Regions from separate parts of the Homo sapiens genome. Here region 1 is linked to region 2. Evidence: read pairs that join two places in POLR2A ChIA-PET (ENCODE). Cell type or tissue: GM12878. All regions are shown on one strand. Links, peaks and the distances in the headings refer to the core of each region. The heading gives the core; the rest is flanking DNA.

Evidence for each region. Peaks named below come from ENCODE experiments on the same cell type or tissue, not always from the same donor. Only the 100,000 strongest peaks of a DNase experiment are listed, where the experiment ranks them.
Region 1: POLR2A ChIA-PET joins it to region 2 with 8 read pairs; 3 of 35 experiments call an interaction of 5 or more read pairs at or near these places.

The regions. Positions count from the first base shown.
Region 1 is chr6:158,458,645-158,468,297 of GRCh38, reverse strand. TULP4 (TUB like protein 4) reads right to left here. Exons shown (of 14, transcript NM_020245.5): 6 at 6,569-6,735. Among named protein-coding and RNA genes, the nearest start is that of TMEM181, 97 kb to the left of the region's middle. RefSeq lists enhancers at 2,528-3,519, 3,520-4,511. In GM12878, for the core only: no CTCF peak of the experiment used is centred there; no DNase peak of the experiment used is centred there.
Region 2 is chr6:158,662,109-158,671,761 of GRCh38, reverse strand. It overlaps SYTL3 (synaptotagmin like 3), which reads right to left. Exons shown (of 18, transcript NM_001242394.2): 4 at 8,384-9,012; 5 at 6,149-6,367. The coding sequence starts at 8,493. Among named protein-coding and RNA genes, the nearest start is that of SYTL3, 17 kb to the right of the region's middle. In GM12878, for the core only: no CTCF peak of the experiment used is centred there; a DNase peak (open chromatin) is centred at 4,536; H3K4me3 peaks cover 457 bases; H3K27ac peaks cover 390 bases.

The DNA of each region.
Region 1 (9,653 bases), core at 889-8,888, 200 kb after region 2:
AATAAAGAAAGGCAGCGTAGTTTACCTACCTAGCTTGTTTACTCATATAATCTTAAGACTAACCTTTGATGTACCAGGTGCTTAAGTGCTTTTTACTGGGGAAGTCCACAATGTCAATTACCCTCTAATGGTGTTGACTCAAGCTTTTGTTAATTAATCTTACTGAATAAATGCGAGTGGAGTCGCAACTGTTTACACGACTCAGCAGGGAGTCTGTAAGCGGCTCCCACACAGCTGGACTGGCAAAGCAGAGTATCTGTGTGTCAGTGTACTTTTATTCATCCGTTGCTGGGTCAGGGGTCTGCAAGGGACAGACTCTCTGCAGCTGGTGCCCCCTGGAGAGGATTGCTGCCCCAACATAACTCACCAAGTAATGGGCAGCAGTAAGATACAATGTTAAGGCTCACTGATTCATTCAACCAGTATTTACTGAGACTGCCATGAGCCAAGATCTGTTCCAGGCGTGGTGCAAAGCTTGGAAGAAAGGAGGCATCTGGTAAACTGAGAAACAGAAAAATCCAGATTGGCAGGGTCAGAGGAGGATGGAGTGGTAAGAGCTAATTCTAGAGGGGATGGAGGGCCAGATTATGGTGATCTTTTTAAGGCACAATGAATTTTTTAACTTTATCCTAAGGATAGTAAGAAGCTACTGATCTGACTTGTGATTTTACAAAGACTGTGGCTGCAAAGTGAAGAACAGTTTAAAAGGGAAAGGCAGGCAGGGCGCGGTGGCTCACGCCTGTAATCCCAGCACTTTGGGAGGCTGAGGCGGGTGGATCACGAGGTCAGGAGTTCAAGACCAGCCTGGCCAACATGGTAAAACCCCATCTCTACTAAAAAAGTACAAAAAATTAGCCGGGTGTGGTGGCACGCGCCTGTAATACCAGCTACTCGGGAGGCTGAGGCAGGAGAATCACTTGATTCTGGGAGGCAGAGGTTGCAGTGAACGCTGATCGCAACATTGCACTCCAGCTTGGGCAACAAGAGCGAAACTCTGTCCAAAAAAAAAAAAAAAAAAAAGAAAGGGAAAGTCGTGGCTCAAACACTGCAGCTAAGATGAGGGTGGCTTGGACTAAGGTGGTGGCCAAGGAAGACAAAAGGATGTAGACATGAAGATATCTAGGAGGTAAAAATACCCACTGGGATTCAGTGGACAGGCTGACTGCTGACTTCTGGCTTGAGCAGCTGGACCACAACCTGGAAGAGGAGCATTATTTAAGAGGTGGAGTGTTCCGAGATTTGGGCATGTTGAATGTGCAATGCTTATGAGATGGCTAATGGGTCTGTGAAGTAAGCAGGTGGGTCTATACAGGCCTCTTTCCTTAGGCTTCAGACCTTCATTGAGATTGGAATTAAAGCTGTAAGACTGGTTGAAATTGTCTGAGGAATACAGAGTGCGAAAAGTGATCAGGCAGAGGTGGAAAAATACCCACAAAGAGCAGGTGCAAGACTCCTTTCCTCCAGGTTATCAAAGCACCAGGTAAACAGTTCTACTTCAAAGTCAAAAGCATTTCTGTGTCATCACTTGTCTGTCTTCCTTAACTAGCTGTGAGCTCCTAGGAGATATGGATCATGTCTTCCTTGTTCAGCCCTGAAACACAAGCACTCAGAGCTCAGTGCCAGCCACACAGTAGCTCCTCAAAATATCTTGGCTGGATGCTTGAACAAATGAGTGAACAAATATGCTTATTTGCTCAAAATATTATACTGCCCAAAGACACAGTTTAATCCTACTTCTTAAAAACAAAAACCCAAATAACCTGATTGAAAAATGGGCAAAGGACTTGAACACACATTTCTCAAAAGAAGATACACGACAACATCACTAATCAACATTATTAATCCTTAGGAAATGCAAATCAAAACCACAATGAGATATCACCTAACATCCAAGAGGATGGTTAGTCCAAAAAAAATCCCAGAAAAATGACAATGTTGGCAAGGATGTGGAAAAACTAGAATCCTTGTGTAATGTTAGTGAAAATGTAAAATGGTGCCGCTTGTAAACCAAAAATAAAATCCTAAGCCCCCTATCGACTGAATGGAGACTCTCTTGGCCAAGGAAACCCCAGAAAAACCTTAAAAACTGAATTCCCAGCCATGACAGGAAGGGAGGCTGGACACAACCTCATTATACTCCCTCCCATCTGGAATTTAGGTCCAACTGACCTGAGTAAATGTTAAAATAGAGATCATAAGACTGACAAAAGGCTCTTGATGGCAATAAGATAACAAATTCTAAACAATACCTAAGGCCATGCAAGGCAAGCCTTGAGCCATGCCTACAGGCCATCAATCTCACTAAATGGGTCATAATTTTGGCTGACTCTGACATAGCTTCCGAACGTTTTAACTTAAAATATTCCTTTCTGCTGACTCCCAAGTTCTAGACCAAATTTTGTTGCTTTAACTAACTGTAGATTAAAGAATCTCTGAATCTACCTGACTTGTATACTCCTCTACTTCTCCTGGTTTCAAGATATTCCACATTTTCAAGCTGAGCCAACGTATACCTTCCACATGTTGATTTATGTCTTTGCCTGTAACTCTTGCCTCCCTGAAATGTACAAAACCAGACTGTAATTCAACTGCTTCGGGCGCACTTTCTCAGGACCTCTTGAGACTGTTTTGCTGGGCCAGCATCACTCATACTGGCTCAAAATAAACCTCTTTAAAATATTTTACAGTTTAGTCTTTCTGTTAACAAGCTGCTATGAAAAAACAGTACGGCAGTTCCTCACAAAATTAAAAATAGAATTACCATATGATCCAGCAAGTCCACTTCTGGGCACAAATCCAGAAGACTTGAAAAGCAGGGTCTCAAAGAGATCTGTACACCCATGTTCACAGAAGAATTATTCACAACAGCCGAAAGATGGAAGAAACCCAAATGTCCATCAATGGGTAAACAAAATGTGGTATATCCATACAATAAAATATTATTCAGCCTTAAAAAGAAAGAAAATTCTGACACATGGTACAACATGGATGAACCTTAAGGACATTATGCTAAGTGAAATAAGCCAGTCAGAAAAAAATAAACACTTGTAAACCAAAAATAAAATTCTAAGCCACCCAACCTACGGAATGGGCCTGCTGTTGGCCAAGGGGATCCCAAAGGAGTCTAGAAAACTAGTTCAGGCTGTGACAGGAAGGAAGTTTGGGCATGGTCCTTAAATTGCCCCCATCCCTTTGGGGTTTAGGCACAACTGACCAACATTAACATTAAAATAGAGGAAAGACTGATAAAACTGACTCTTCGTAGCAATAAGATACCAAATTCCAACGTGATTATGACATACCATCACGTTGAAGGAAATCAAAGTATTTTACCCCCAAATATAGTTTGTTGATATATTTTGAAATGGCAAAACCTGCAAATGGCAAAACCCGCAAATGGCAAAACCCTGCAAAACCATCTCTTGTTGGGAAATTTGCATTTTGTAGAGAATCTCCTTCCTTTTCTAGGTCTTTTCCTGATTCAGGAGACATTTAACCAAGAGTCTGATACCTTTTAAGGTCTGAAAGGAGACATTTACCATTTATTCACCCTGAAGCCTGCTACTTAAGTAGTTTCATCTGCATAACAAGAACCTTGGGGCCAGGCGCAGTGGCTCCTGCCTGTAATTCTAGCACTATAGGAGGCCGAGGAGGGCGGATCACAAGGTCAGGAGTTGGAGACCAGCCTGGTCAACAGGGTGAAAGCAGAACTGCTTAAACCCGGGAGGCAGAGGTTGCAGTGAGCTGAGATCGCGCCACTACACTCCAGCCTGTGGGACAGGGCAAGACCTCCGTCTTGCGGCGGGGGGTGTTGCAGCGGGGAACAAGAACGTTGGCTTCCACAACCCCCTTACCTTAACTCAAGCAATTGTTTCTCCTGACTTCAAGCCTTTAGGCAAAGCTTAACTCTTTCAACCAACCAAAGATTTTCAACCAATCAGAAAATCTTTGAATCCACCTGTGACATGTGTATGGCCTGGTTTCAAGATGTCCTATCTTTCCACAGGCTTAACCAACATGTGCCTTACGGGTATTGATGTATGTCTTTGTCTGTAACTTCTGTCTCCCTAAAATGTACAAAACCAAGCTGTGACCTGACTACCTAAGGCACATCACATATTCTCAGGACCTCTTGAGACTGTGTCCTAGGCCATGGTTGCTCATATTTGGCTCAGACTAAACCTCTTTAAATATTGTACAGAATTTGGTTTGTCAACATATTGCATAATTCCACTTACATGAGGTTTGTAGAGTCAAACTCACAGAAAAGATAGTAAAATGGTGCTTCTCATGGACTGGGAGGAGGGAGAAACAGGGAGTAGTTGTTTAATAGGTAAAGAGTTTTAGTTTTGCAAGATGAAAAGGTGCTGGAAATTGGTTGTATAATAATGTAATACACTCAGCACTACAAAACAGTACACTTAAAAATGGTTAAGACGATAAATTTTATGTTATATGTGTTTTACCACAATTAAAAGAAGAAAATATATATTTAAATATTTAATGCCTGCATGTAATTACAGATTTCCCCATATCTGGTATCCCTGCCTCTCTGATGAGCTGAGTAATGTTAGGACACAGATTCTTTTTTTTTTTTTAATGAAGTCTATTCCATTTATTTTTTCTTTTTATATATATATATATATATTTTTATTATACTTTAAGTTCTAGGGTACATGTGCACAATGTGCAGGTTTGTTACATATGTATACATGTGCCACGTTGGCGTGCTGCACCCATTACTCATCATTTACATTAGGTATATCTCCTAAATGCTATCCCTCCCCGCTACCCCCACCCTACAACAGGCCCTGGTGTGTGATGTTCCCCTTCCTAGGACACAGATTCTTGTTCATTATCACCTCCACTGTCAACTCCCTCCCAGGCATACGTCTATTACGCGCTGCTGATAATTCATCCTCCACTATAACTGACTCAAACATAAGGTGGCCTAAAGATTTCTGGGAAATAAAAACAAATAGAAAGGGGGCCCATCTGTGTATACTTTCTTAAAGACTTTTAAGCTTTTAAAATTACTGCTTAACAACAATTTAGTTAAAATGTAAAGGTTCATCACTGGCATAACAAATATAAAATCAGAGTGTGACAGGGTTCAGGACATGCTTCCCCAAATATGACTGTAGGAGACTAGAATAAGCCACCACAGATCTGCCTCTTTGGCGTAAGGATAATTTCGAGATGGTTATTTTGAGATACACACAGGGTAAAGACACAGGGTAGGTAGGCCAGGAGTGGTGGCTCATGCCTGTAATCCCAGCACTTTGGGAGGCTGAGGCAGGTGGATCACCTGAGGTCGGGAGTTCAATACCAGCCTGGCCAACATGGCAAAAACCCGTCTCTACTAAAAAAACATACAAAAATTAGCCGGGCGTGGTGGCGGGCACCTGTAATCCCAGCTATTTAGGAGGCTGAGGCAGGAGAATTGCTTGAACCCGGGAGGAGGAGGTTGCAGTGAGCCGAGATGGCGCCACTGCACTCCAGCCTGGGCAACAAGAGTGAAACTCCAATTCAAAAAAAAAAAAAAAAAAAGGAAAAAAAAAGACATAGGGTAAACTCTGAAGAGTTACCCTTTTGTAAGAGAAATTACATCTACAAAGAAAATCTGGCTGGGCATGGTGGCTCATGCCTGTAATCCCAGCATCTTGGGAGGCCGAGGCGGGCAGATCATGAGGTCAGGAGATCGAGACCATCCTGGCTAACATGGTGAAACCCCATCTCTAGTAAAAATACAAAAAATTAGCTGGGCGTGGTGGCAGACACCTGTAGTCCCAGCTACTCGGGAAGCTGAGGCAGGAGAACGGTGTGAACCCGGGAGGCAGAGCTTGCAGTGAGCCAAGAATGCGCTACGGCACTCCAGCCTGGGTGAGAAAGCGTCTCAAAAAAAAAAAAAAGAAAGAAAAAAAGAAAAGAAAATCTACATATGTAAGGGTCTCTCTCTCTCTGCACCAAGAAGAGAAGGATGACTGGACTTCTGGAGACTTAAAAAAAAAAGAAAAGACATTGGCTTAAATCTGCAGAATGAATATCACCCTTCTTTCTCTGTTTCCGTGAAGCATTTAAGCCTGTAGTCTAAGAGAATGTTTTGAGCTACTCTAGAGACTTACTCATTTCTTTGGGTTAACTCCCACGTATGCAGGAGATACACAAGTTATTAAACTTCTGTTTGTTTTTCTCTTGTTAATCTGTCTTTTGCAATGGGGAGTCCTGCTAAGAACTCACTAAGAGTAGAGAAGAAAATTACTCTTCCTCTCCTACAAGTGAATAAGTGAAGATTCAGCATTCACTTCTGCAATTTTCTGATTTCTGCTTCAGACTGATGATAAACACCAGCTTACTCTGCTTATTCACTATGTGCTCATTTGACTGGGAAATAGAATAAAGCATTCTGGTTAAAAGGCAAAAACTGCTTTCTCCCTTATTTCTCCTGGTTTACCCACCACAACCTAAGGTAAAAAAAGATTAAAATAAAATTTGTCAACAATAATTATAATAACCTATTCACTAGTATACTGCTGAAAATGTACTTGTTTCCAGAGAACATCCTTACCTGCACGAGAGTGTCCAGTGTGAAGATGTGCTCCCCACGAACATTGTAGAACTTGACCATGGCACTCTTCAGAAGGGGACCATTGGGAAGCTCACCAAGCTGGGTCTGCCGTTCCATCCCAGCGACTGCCAGCAAGTCCCCCTGTGTGCACCACTGGGCTACCACCTCTGAAACAGAGGAGAGAGGGTCAGCACAAGGACACAGCCCTCCTCAAACTGCCACTCAGCAAGCCTACTGTCTTCAGTAGTTTAAAAAATACAGACACTGAGCAAATACAACAAAAATATATTCATGGTTTTTTCCTTTTTTTTTTTTTTTGAGACGGAGTTTCACTCCTCTTGCCCAGGCTGGAGTGCAATGGCGTGATCTCGGCTCACTGCAACCTCCGCCTCCTGGGTTCAAGCGATTCTCCTGCCTCAGCCTCCCGAGTAGCTGGGACTACGGGCGCGTGCCACCACACCCAGCTAATTTCGTATTTGTAGTAGAGATGGGATTTCTCCATGTTGGTCAGGCTGGTCTCGAACTCCCGACCTCAGGTGATCTGCCCGCCTTGGCCTCCCAAAGTGCTGGGATTACAGGCGTGAGCCACTGCACCCAGCCCATATATTCATGTTTTAGCTCATGAATACAACCAATTTCTCTGAAGATGATGGATTCTATTAAAAACAGGTGTTTGTCACATGACTGGGGATTGTAGTTTACTGAAACACAACCAAATTAGGTAGAAATCATGATCTAATAAAGTTAGCATGTTAAATATGTATCTCCAATTCCAGTATTTCCATGAGACTTGTAGAACTTCCTTTTTTTTTTTTTTAAGAGACAGCAAGACAATAAAACCTATGACTGTATATTCATATAAGTACTGGTCCCACTGCTGTGGCCTCCACTCCCAGGGATGACTCAGAGAGTTTATAAATGCCAAAAGTAAAAAGCACATCGAAAACAAAGTCTTAGTTTATATTCATTTGATTTCTGGGCACTACTGGGCAGATAAGGTTCATACAAAGGACACACATGCATATGAGAATGCTGACTCTTGTCATTTGATGATGTTGTGGGGCTTAGAAAAGAAAATAAATACCCCTGCTGGGAGACAGTTTTTTCAGCATAATTTCCACATTGGAAATTCGATGCCCACCTACAAACTACTCAGTGCCTATAAGAAATGGTTATTAAAAGGTTTATCTTATCCCAATGAGAGCAATTTACTTATTTCTTGCTGGTAAAACAAAAGCCATTAGTATTAATAAGATTTATGACATTTTTTTTTTCTCCTTCAAGACCCTAAAATCGTAATCTGGTTTATACAGAGATCTCTGAAATCTAGAACTAAAGTGGCCCACTTTGCAGAGAAGCTGGGCGGAACTTAAAAGAAAATGCTCTGCCCTGATGGGCACATATTTCAGAGATGGGGCTAGAATTCAGTGGTCCCCGGGCTCTATCAGCACACACATGACAATACCCCTTATTCATGCATGGTCATGATTTTGATGCTGCCACCAGAACATTCTGAGGTTGCTGAAGCTCTTTCACGTCTCTTGAAAACTAGAGTGTGTCTCCTGGGACAAGACAGGTTTCCAGACCCAGGGAACACGGGACTTTCTCATGAAGTTAGCTGCAGGGCAGAAAGTAGGGAGACAAAGGGCTGAGCCAAAGCAGTTACAGATGAATAGAAAATGGAAAAAAACCTGCCACAATCAGGAAATGAAAAATTACATAAAAGAACCAAAAACATCCTGGTGAATCAGATTCTTTTACAAATGCGAGGGGAAGCTAGAGGATTCGTGCACATACTAAATGTGCTCTGGGCATTCAATGCCTGGATCTATCTCAGGGAAAAGCCTGCTTGTGATCAGGAAACTGAGATGACGTTCTCTGGAGAGCAGCTTTGGGCACACAAGGAAACCAAAAGGTGAGGCACTAACATAAACAGTCATAGTAGTAACAAAGATGACGGTGTCTCAAGCTTCTTAGGACAGAAGCATCATTGTAATATTGTAGAAATAAAGATGACGACATGAAATTTCCACAGCTCCTCACCTGAACTGCACCATTCTTGTATTTATTTTTAAAATAATATTTTTTTGAATTGTATTGCAAGGTGGCTTTCCCCAACAGAAAAGTGGGTTGTTGCCCCTGCAGAGCTGACCTATGATGCTTTCGGAAACTGCTCAGGGACTCAGCAAGCAACCTGGGGCACTCCCAGGCTCTGTCTACGAGATGGGCTATCTATCTGAGGCAAGAATGAATCCAAATGTTTACAAGCAAACTCTCAGGGACTTCTTTTTTTTTTTTTGAGACAGAGTTTCACTCTTGTTGCCCAGGCTGGAGTACAATGGCGCGATCTCGGCTCACTGCAACCTCCGCCTCCTGGGTTCAAGCGATTCTCCTGCCTCAGCTTCCTGAGTAGCTGGGATTACAGGCATGCGCCACCATGCCCAGCTAATTTTGTATTTTCAGTAGAGACGGGTTTTCTCCATGTTGGTCAGGCTGGTCTCAACTTCCCGACCTCATGTGATCCACCCGCCTCGGCCTCACAAAGTGCTGAGATTACAGGCGTGAGCCACCGCGCCCGGCCAGGACTTCTTCTAATGCAGGTGCAAAGTTATAATGAGATGACTGTCATCTGCAAAGGCGAATCACTCTTTCAAAAAAGATTAAATTCCATGTAAATAATGCCATTTCTTGTTCCAACGATTATGGAGCTACATGCATCAAGCGATATAGCAACGTATGTGAGTGCCTCTGATGATTTAGCATAAAGCAGTCCTGAGCCACATGACAGGCACAGCCGCGACCAGGGACACAGGCTATCTCATAAAGTACTAGCATGAAGAATTCAGCAGTGGGACTAAGAAAGAATAACCCTGAATTGTTCAGTGTCAGCCAGGAGTATGTGAGTTTTCTGCAGGAGTTGAATTCCTAGGGCAAGAGTTTAAAATTTTCAGAAATTAGTGGGAAAATCAAAGTAAAAGAAAATACTCATTCAATTTCTACATGTCATTATGATAAAGAAGAGAAGGATACAGAAGCCTAGATATAGTCAGGACAGAACTTTTTTGTTTCAGAAACTTTTTGTAAA
Region 2 (9,653 bases), core at 753-8,752:
TAAATAATTATCTTTTTTTTTTTTTTTAGACTGAGTCTCGCTGTCAGCTCACTGCAACCTCCGCCTCCCAGGTTCCAGAGATTCTCCTGCCTCAGCCTCCTCCAGAGTAGCTGGGATTACAGGGGTGCGCCATCATGCCCGGCTAATTTTTGTATTTTCAGTAGAGATGGGATTTCACCATGTTGGCCAGGCTGGTCTTCAACTCCTGACCTCAAGTGATCTACCCGCCTCAGCCTCCCAAAGTGATGGGATTACAGGCATGAGCCACCGATAAAATTATCTATAAACCATTCTTGGTGTGAACCCTGGATGCTAAACTGTCTTGGCTACCATGCAAAATGCCAACCCAGAAAAACTCTCTTGGGGCTCCCCTCCCTTACAGGGTGACAGGTTTCAGCTGAACTACGTAAGGTGACAACAGAGAATATTAACAAAAGACAATGCGCAGAAAGCTCACCGGTTCTCAAAAAGGTTTTAAAGGCAGGACTTTCCCTAACTAATCAAGTGCTGACTACAGAATACAGTTCAGTTTCAACAAGAAGAATGACACACACACTATTGTCAAAGCATTCCCTTTAGTAAAACACACACACTATTGTCAAAACATTCCCTTTAGTAAACACAAAAGAAACTTTTTTTTTCTAAAAAGTACTCCATAGGCCGGGCGCCGTGGCTCACGCCTGTAATCTCAGCACTTTGGGAGGCTGAGGCGGGCGGAACACTAGATCAGGAGATCAAGACCATCCTGGCTAACAAGGTGAAACCCTGTCTCTACTAAAAATACAAAAAAAATTAGCCGGGCTTGGTGGTGGGCGCCTGTAGTCCCAGCTATTTGGGAGGCTGAGGCAGGAGAATGGCGTGAACCCAGGAGGCGGAGCTTGCAGTGAGCCGAGATCATGCCACTGCACTCCAGCCTGGGCGACAGAGCGAGACTCAGTCTCAAAAAAAAAAAAATACTCTGTACATTTCTTTTTTTTCTTTTTTTTGAGATTGAGTCTGTCGCCTAGCTTGGAGGGCATTGGTGTGATCTCCGCTCATTGCAACCTTCGCCCCCCGGTTCCAGCGATTCTTGTACCTCAGCCTCCCAAGTAGCTGGGATTACAGGCGCCTGCCACTGTGCCCGGCCTAATTTTTGTATTTTCAGTAGATATGGGGTTTCACCATGTTGGCCAGGCTGGTCTTGAACTCCTGACGTCAAGTGATCCACCCGCCTCAGCCTCCCAAAGTGCTGGGATTACAGGCATGAGCCACCATGCCCGGCCAGCAATGTTAAAAGTAGGATTTAGAGGGAAAAAAAGAAATAAGGTTTTGAAACAGGAAAGAGTCAGTAGACAAATATCATCTTAACCTTGGCACCAGGCTAAAATCTTTCCTTGCCAACTCTCCTGTATCACACTTGGCATTCAATTTCTTTTCAATCTTTTACAGAGTTAGCAGAGTTAGACCTTTTACTCACTTGAAGGGTAGATATATTTTCAAGAGTGAGAGTGAATTATCCCATTCTCATACACTAGTTATTTGCCTTTGTGAATATAAAATGATAATTCAATATTTTATCAAAACATGGGATTATAAAAGTACTGGGAAAACCAGTCTGAAATTTAAAAGATTACATTTTCTAAAATCTGGGAAGTTTACTTTAGGCAGAAACATAATTAGAATAGAACTTCCTTTGAAATGTCACTTCATTTTCAATAAAAATTCTTTCATGCAATGCAGAAAATACAATGCATCATCCTGTAACAATATCTTTACATCTTAAGTCCTTATCTGAAATGCTGAATGACAACAACAACAACAACAAAAAACCTTTTTAAGTTGTTTCAGAGACGAGGTCTCACTATGTTGGCCAGGCTGGCCTCAAACTCCTGGGCTTATGTGATCCTCCCGCTTGGGCATTCCATGAGTAACTGGGACCACAGGCATACACACCACATCCATGACCTCGTGGATGACCACATCCAGCTCACCTCCCTTTTGATAAATTCCAAGATCTTATTTTAACCACTACTGCTCTGCAGCAATAACTCAAGACCCAACCTGAGAACTAAGGACATAATAATAAAATGCCAAGGTCTGGATCAATTTTTCAACCGAACACACTTAAGCAGCTCTTTGTTGGCATCAGGTGTGGTACAAGAGACAAATTTGAGCAATTCAGGAAAGTACCCTGAAATCAACAGTATCACCTGCTGCAACTTGAAACCTTCTGTTCTAATGATGGTATATAAGCTCCGTTGCACCTTTATCATTGTTAAAATACTTGCAACTTACAGAATTCTCTGTACAAACCAATTTGGTTCTAAAGCACCTGACTGGCAGCAAAATGTTCCTAACGAAACAGGCAGTGTGTCCACAGATACCTGAAGCTGAAGAATCATTGATTTGTTGTCACAGCAATTACAAAGCATGACAAGAAGATCACAGTTTGAAGGAAACAAGTCTGAACAAGAGTAATTCCTCAGCAATCTTAAGGGAGAAGACCAGGTTTCTTTTAGATGTGGAATTAGTTATGACACAGTATATTCGTTTTAATAGAAAAAATTAATGCAAACATAAATCATCAAGGTTAATCTTATTTTTTTGATGAAGCTAAAACAAACATACAAAGCATAGTCTCCTCCTTGATATTTCAACATAATTGTTACCATCTGCCATTTCACTGCAGAAAGTGTCAATACATTCCCCGGGAAGAAACATCAGTGGAAAACAAGGATGTTTCTGCTTTTAACTTCTTTGTTTCTCCTCCCAAGTCACCCTCTTCTGATCGGCCCCTGCTGAGGACAACAGGAGCCCCTTCACTACTGAAAACAACTTTCCTTGGTTCTTCTAAGTCCTTTCCAGTGTGCCTTTGATTACTGGGCTCTTTCTGTTCCTTCGGTTCTCGGATGCCCCGTGATCCAGTTCAGCATGCCAAGCGACCTGTCTGGCCAGTCCTCAGAATCACTTTTCACCTTTCTCTTTTATCCCCTGTAACCAAGGTCCATCCTCCCCTTTTCCTGTCTCTCCCATTCTCCATCACTATTGCCACCAGCCTCCTCCCTCGGTGCCTCTCATTCACTGCAGCAACTCTCAGATTGCTCTTTTACCTTTACCTTCCGCTCTCCTGATCTTGCCCTGCAAAACCAGGCAGACTTTCGGCATGGTGTTCGCTTGGCAAAGAGCACATGCTCAGGCTCCAGCTCCTACTGTCTTGGAGGCAAGCTCTTCTAAGTGGCTTTTAAGACTCTGCCGGCCGGGCGCAGTGGCTCATGCTTGTAATCCCAGCCCTTTGGGAAGCCCAGGCAGGTGGATCACCTGAGGTCAGGAATTCGAGGCCAGCCTGGCCAACATGGTGAAACCCCGTCTCTGCTAAAAATATAAAAATTAGCCAGGCGTGGCAGCAGGTGCCTGCAATCCCAGCTACTTGGGAGGCTGAGGCAGGAGAATCGCTTGAACCTGGAGGCAGAGGTTGCAGTGAGCCGAGATCACACCACTGCACTCCAGCCTGGGTGACAAGAGTGAAACTCTGTCTCAAAATAAATAAATAAATAAAAGACTCTGCCCTCCCAGGACAAGGCTCCTAGCAGGCGGGAGAGGACTGGAGATTCAGAAGGAGGCCTGGGGGCCGGGGGGACCTGGGTTGCCATCTTCACTCTGTTCTTACTGATATGACATGGACAAACCATCTTGTGTCTCTAATCCTCCACTTTCTCAACTGTAAAATGAGGATGAAAGTAGTAGCTACCCCACACGATTGTTTTATGCTTTTAATAAAACATTAAAAGACTATTCCAACCATGGATGTTCTGGAAGTCGTCTTGAGCCACTCAGCCTGCCTCATCTCTCCCTCTCTGAGCTCCCAGGGCCCTTAGCAACTTGGCACTCAGTTCTCTAAGAGAAAACCTTCCCTGAAGACAGAAACTTTATCTTAAATGTCTTCTGGAACCTCTCAACACAAGATCAGGGCCAACACCTGCCACAGGCCTCTTGTTCTGCAGCAACCTGCGAGTTGGTTGGTTGGTTTTGGTCATTGCTACCCTAGCACTTCCCCTTTCTTGATTTTAAAAACCAATTTTCCTCATCTTGTTCCTGTCACAGATCCACTTTTTCTTGAGAAATGAGCCTGAAGCGAAGGAAGAAGCAGGGGAGACAATGATCGGGGTCAAAAACCTTTTCTAGGTCCCCAGATGTGCGACAGTTATGAATGTCAAAGATTCTAAAGTTTTACAAAGTCTCATCTTTCTTTTGGTCCTAAAGAGGAGGAGGACAGCCCAGACTGGATAAAGCTGGAGAGAGGACAGAGGGCTGCGGGGACAGGGAGCAAGGCGAGGGGAAAGAAAATGCACATCACCACAAACTACTTGGCTCTCTCCCCTCCCGACTTCTCCTGTTAATGCACTCATAGTAATGCAATGACCTTAAGTATTTTGAAAACCAACCTCATTTCAAAATAAGGAAGCTGGGGTTTTAGAAGTCGTATTTCATGTACTTAGAGGGTAAAGTTACAGTGCCTGGGACACAAGACTCACTAGGGCAGAGATTTCAACACTGTCAGCTTCCTGGGAGATTGCCTCAGACCTTGTCCTCTTGTTTTGATTTTTCGTTTACAGTTCATTGGTAGAAGAAGAAAAAATGCTGAGAAATGTAACACCCTGCCCAGCAATGTTTATTATTAGACTTCAAATATATATGGTTGGTTGAAATGGGGAAGAAGATACTGAGACCTTTCTAGAGATGATTTGGAATTGCTCTCTATGCCGCCAGGGCAGCTCACAGTAATTATTTTTTGCTCTCAAGCAAGGAAAAGCCTGAAGGACAATGGCTTCAGCAAACCAAAGAAACATGAGATGAGAAGGCGAATTCGGCCACCGTCCGTGCGACTTGGCACGCTGTGAGCGAAATGGACGGAATGCAGTTCAAGAGCAAAGAAATCAGGTTGAACCACTTCACCTCTCTGGCTAGATGACTGAAATACAGTAAGCCTTGCAAAGGGACAGGACACTTAAGTAAATGAATGCCAGGGCGTGCGTTAAACACAGCCCTCCGGATTTAGGGGGAAGAAACCCCAGCCACAATGCCCACACTGTGTAAGTGCCTCCCACAGTCTTTGTCCCTGGGGCACTCACACATCTGTGGCAATATTTAGAAGTTGTTTTCAAATCTCAGGGTCTCTGATGACTCCCATTCACACCAGCCTAGTATTCCTTCCCTTCTCCGAAGTTCTGTGATGTCCTTGTGCACCGTCTCCCCCAGCAGACGGAGTCACCCCTCTAGTGTTTTCACGGAGCTCATGGCCAGTTCATTCTTGCTTTGAACAGCAGGAGTCTAAGCCAAGTTGGCTCTTTATCGTTTTCAGAATGGGGAACGCAAAAACACCAATTCCATGTTAAAACTGGTATTAAAACCCCCTAAACACCAATTGATAACTATAAACGTAGATTCAGTCTGTCACTAAAGGGAAGCATGTCCATTTCTTTAGCTGAGTATTAAAGACAGGTCAGCTTCAAAAACGCAGTATTTAAAGCCTCAGATGATTACTCCAATATTCCCTAGATTATAATTTACTCCACTGGTACTGAAGGAGATAAATTAAGTGCTAAGAAAATGACAGCACTTAGTTAAGAGACCCAAATGAATCTGAACTCCTGGGTTAGCCCATCCTTCGACTTAACAAACTTTTGTTGTTTAAACAGGTTCTCACTCTGTTGCCCAGGCTGGAGTGCAGTGGTACAATCACAGCTCCCAGGTTCAAATGATCCTCTCATCTCAGCCTCCTGAGTAGCTGGGACTACAGGCATGCACCACCACACTTGGCTAATTTTTGTATTTTTTTGTAGAGATGGGGTCTCACTACGTTGCCCAGGCTGGACTCAAACTCCTGGGCTCCAGCAATCCACCCACCTTGGCCTCCCAAAATGCTAGGATTACGGTCATGAGCCACCACACTTGGCCCAAACTTCTGTAAATGAAAAAAATGTTGCTACATAAAATTTATTTTTGGATGAAGATAACTTCCAAGGCTAGAAAGGTAGCTCCCTATCAGGCACTCGGTACACATTTACTGGCTGAAGGTGAGGAGTGAGTGCTCTCTTTATGAGCGGTTTGTAAAGAGGCCTCCTCCGAGACCTGAATCAGTGGGAGGGATCCAACCACCGGCCATGCTTACCTGTCCTCGAAGCACACCGTGCACTTCCAGGCATGGGTCCCCCTCAGGAACACTCGGCACTGGGCACACACGCGGTGGCTGCAGCCCCGGCACACGGCGCCCCGGTGCAGCAGGAACCCCAGCACCTGCTGGCAGCGCGCACAGCACTTCTCTTTGTGCTCCCAGTCCGTGTTCTTCGCTCCTTTCCACCGGAGATGCTGCAGGTGTGTTTTCAGTTTCCTGCAGCCCTCAGAGTTAAAGAAGATAGTATTAGATGGAACACCTGACCCCAGGCTATAGGGCAAGAGCCCAGGCAGTAACCCCCATGGCAAGGGAAGGGGCTTTGGCATTCGACATCCCTGGACTCCAACATGGCTGTGTGAACTGGGCTCTCACTCAACATCTCAGAGTCGAGTCTCAAGGGTTTTTTCAACCGTGAAACAGGTGATATGACCTTACCTCCCAGGGTTGCTGTGAGGACTAAATGGCAAAGTATAAATAACATGCCTGGGGCAGAGAAGCTCCCTGCTAGGTCCATCCCTTCCTGCCCAAAGGCTGTTATGATAGTAAGCAAGAATAGTGAAAGGAGAGGAAAAGACACTGAAAGGAGCATCCATTCTAATCTGCAAGGCATGGAATAATCTAGAAACACACAGCATACATCCTGCTATGGGTATAAGTTGCCCAATAAAATCAACTGATGCTATGCTTTTGCTACATTTTTTTTTTAATAAGTGGTCAGCCCACTCCCCTAGACAAATAGCCATAGTGCAAAGAGATACTGTATTGGACCAAAAAGGTGTCATTTACTAGCACGCTCTTTTATGAATGTCTGTGATACCTACTTGTAGAAAAGATGAGCCAATCCCAAGAAACAAGATGACATCAGAAATGCACTTTAAAATTCAACTTTCAGGATCTACCCTAGAATTAGTACCCTTTGAAATACAACTTTGTTATCACTATGTCTATGTCACTTTGTTAATATTCAAAAGGATGTCTCAAATCACTGAAAGATCTTTCATCATCAAATAAAATTTCACTTTTCTCACTGTATTATAGTTTTTGTTTTCGTTTTTTTGTTGTTGGTTTGAGACAGAGGCTTGCTCTATTGCCCAGGCTGGAGTGCAGTGGCGCGATCTCAGCTCACTGCAAACTCCACCTCCCAGGTTCAAGGGATTCTCCTGTCTCAACCTCCTGAGTAGCTGGGATTACAGGCACCTGCCACCGCCCGGCTAATTTTTGTATTTTTAGTAGAGACAGGGTTTCACTATGTTGGCCAGGCTGGTCTCAAACTCCTGACCTCAGGTGATCCGCCCGCCTCAACCTCCCAAAGTGCTGGGATGACAGGCGTGAGCCACCACGCCCAGACTGTATTATAGTTTTTAATGGAAGAAAGTTTACAAGTGCACTTAGAAAGCTTTGAAATAACAGGGAGGATGAAGAATACTATACCAGAAAATTCTCCTCACTCCTCAAGCATTTGGTTGTCCAAAGTTTTGTTTTCTAATGTGTTCTGCCATTAGAAACCAAACCCTCACTTCCTCCATAGACATTGATAAACAAGCGCCAACCTGTTTAAAGATGGATCTTGACAGCTAAGGCGGAACACTGCTCTGCTAGAGTTCAGCACGCTTTTCTAAATGCTGACCCATATCAAACGGCCCGTGCAGCTTAGAGACAGACAGGGAAGAGTTCCCTGTTGGCAAAGCGGTCAGGAAACAGGCTAAGCAGGTTCATATTTTATGCTCCCCCTTCCTCAAAGCCAGCTGGGAAGCAAAAGCGAGCAAAGAAAAAAAGACAGGGCTGGATTCCATCAGAGTTGCTGCTTGTGAGCCTCTTTCTTTGCTTTTCTTTACACCTCCCGGCACCGTCAAAAATGAGGTAGGAAAACCCTTAACTGGAGGTCTTTCCTTAAAGAAGGGGTAAACTGGAAGCCTGAAAATGTCCCTTGAATGATTCCCACGAAGTCGGCAAACAGACAAGCAGATGGCAGACAGCAAACTTACCGCCCAAAGGCACCGTTTTAAATGAATAACAAGAGCGGCCTCCCTCCTCCTCCTGAGCGTCCTCTACGTTTAGTTACATAAGGAGGATCATCTCCACCAACAGACCTTCGTTAGGACCCTTCTCAGGCACGAAGCCCAGCAGCAGGTGGGTAGTGATTTGTAAGCAAACAGCATTGGCGACGGAGTGGCAGGCCCCAAGCAGAGAAAGCTAAACACCCAAAGTGACCCCCCGGGAAGGGCAGCCTACCGTGTCCTCTCCTCCTCTGTGTTTTGAACCGCCTGGTCTCGGTACAGGACCTGGAGAATGGCCTCGCGTTCTAACTCCTTGAGAGCACTCAGATCTATTTCTTGGGCCATTTCTTCTCCGTTTTCGTTGACCCAGGTTGGAAGAGCTTCACTGCATGGACCAAGCGCTCACGCCCTGCAGATGAGCGGCGGAGGCCAGCTGCAGCCAGCCTTGTTTAAAGAGCTCCCTCTCCTATTTCACTGGCAACTGTTTTGCTTGTGGTTCTTTTTTCCTTTTTAACTGTGTCATACTCCTTAGAAGAAGAAAGCCTCAAGAAGTTCTGCGTTTGTCGGAGTTACGGCTCGCAGAGCCTCGTGCTACCCGGGGGGTGTTTTCACCGGGTTCTGCAGCAGCTGCTGACATCCATCTAAGACAAAAGCATATCTCTTTTCTGAGGTTTCACCAGAGATTGTTATAAATTATCCACAGCTGCAAGCAGATAATTTCTGCAAAGCAGAAGTAATTTTCAAGCCAAGGAAATTTAGAAATAGCAATAAAAAGAGTATCAGTGACTCATAGAAGCTAACCTTCCATTTAAGATGTTTCCAGGTCAGCAGGAACCATCATGAAAAGCTCAGCCCGTTCAATACCTGCAGAAAAGAAAACAAAAAATGGCAACATTTTTCTTGGCTTAAGTATCTCTGCAGCATTACTTCCAAAAAGACAAAATATTCTACACAAACCCTTGCATTTTCTGCTCGCGGTGATAATGTAAAATTTTAAATTTGCTTAAATAACACTTCTCATATTTCTAAAAGCCTCAAACTTCCAAACTTGAATTTTCCTAATATGGATTCCATAACTTTAGTGGTCAGAGGACGTAAAAGTCTGTGTTTAATGTACATTACCCTAATTGAAGAAATACTGGAAAAATGACATTCCCAACTGTTGGCTATTATTTTTACCATTAACTTCAACACTCAAAAAATGTTTAATCAATTAAGGATGTATGAAGCAGCACCACCACAAGCTCAGCCTATCAATTATTTACAGTCTTGAATAAGTTTCATGAGCTGCCTTATGCATTAGCTCTTGTTTTTGTTTAATGACAGCTGAAAGGTTCTGCATACATCCTTTTATCCAGAAAATGCAGAAGATCAAATCAATATACTTCCTATAGTACCATTTTTGTTATTAAATCTATGGGAATCCCTTAGTGATAAGACGTCCTTTCAATGCTTTAAAAGCTAAACTTCCTTTGCTAGGCTTCAAAAAAAATCTGCATTATATT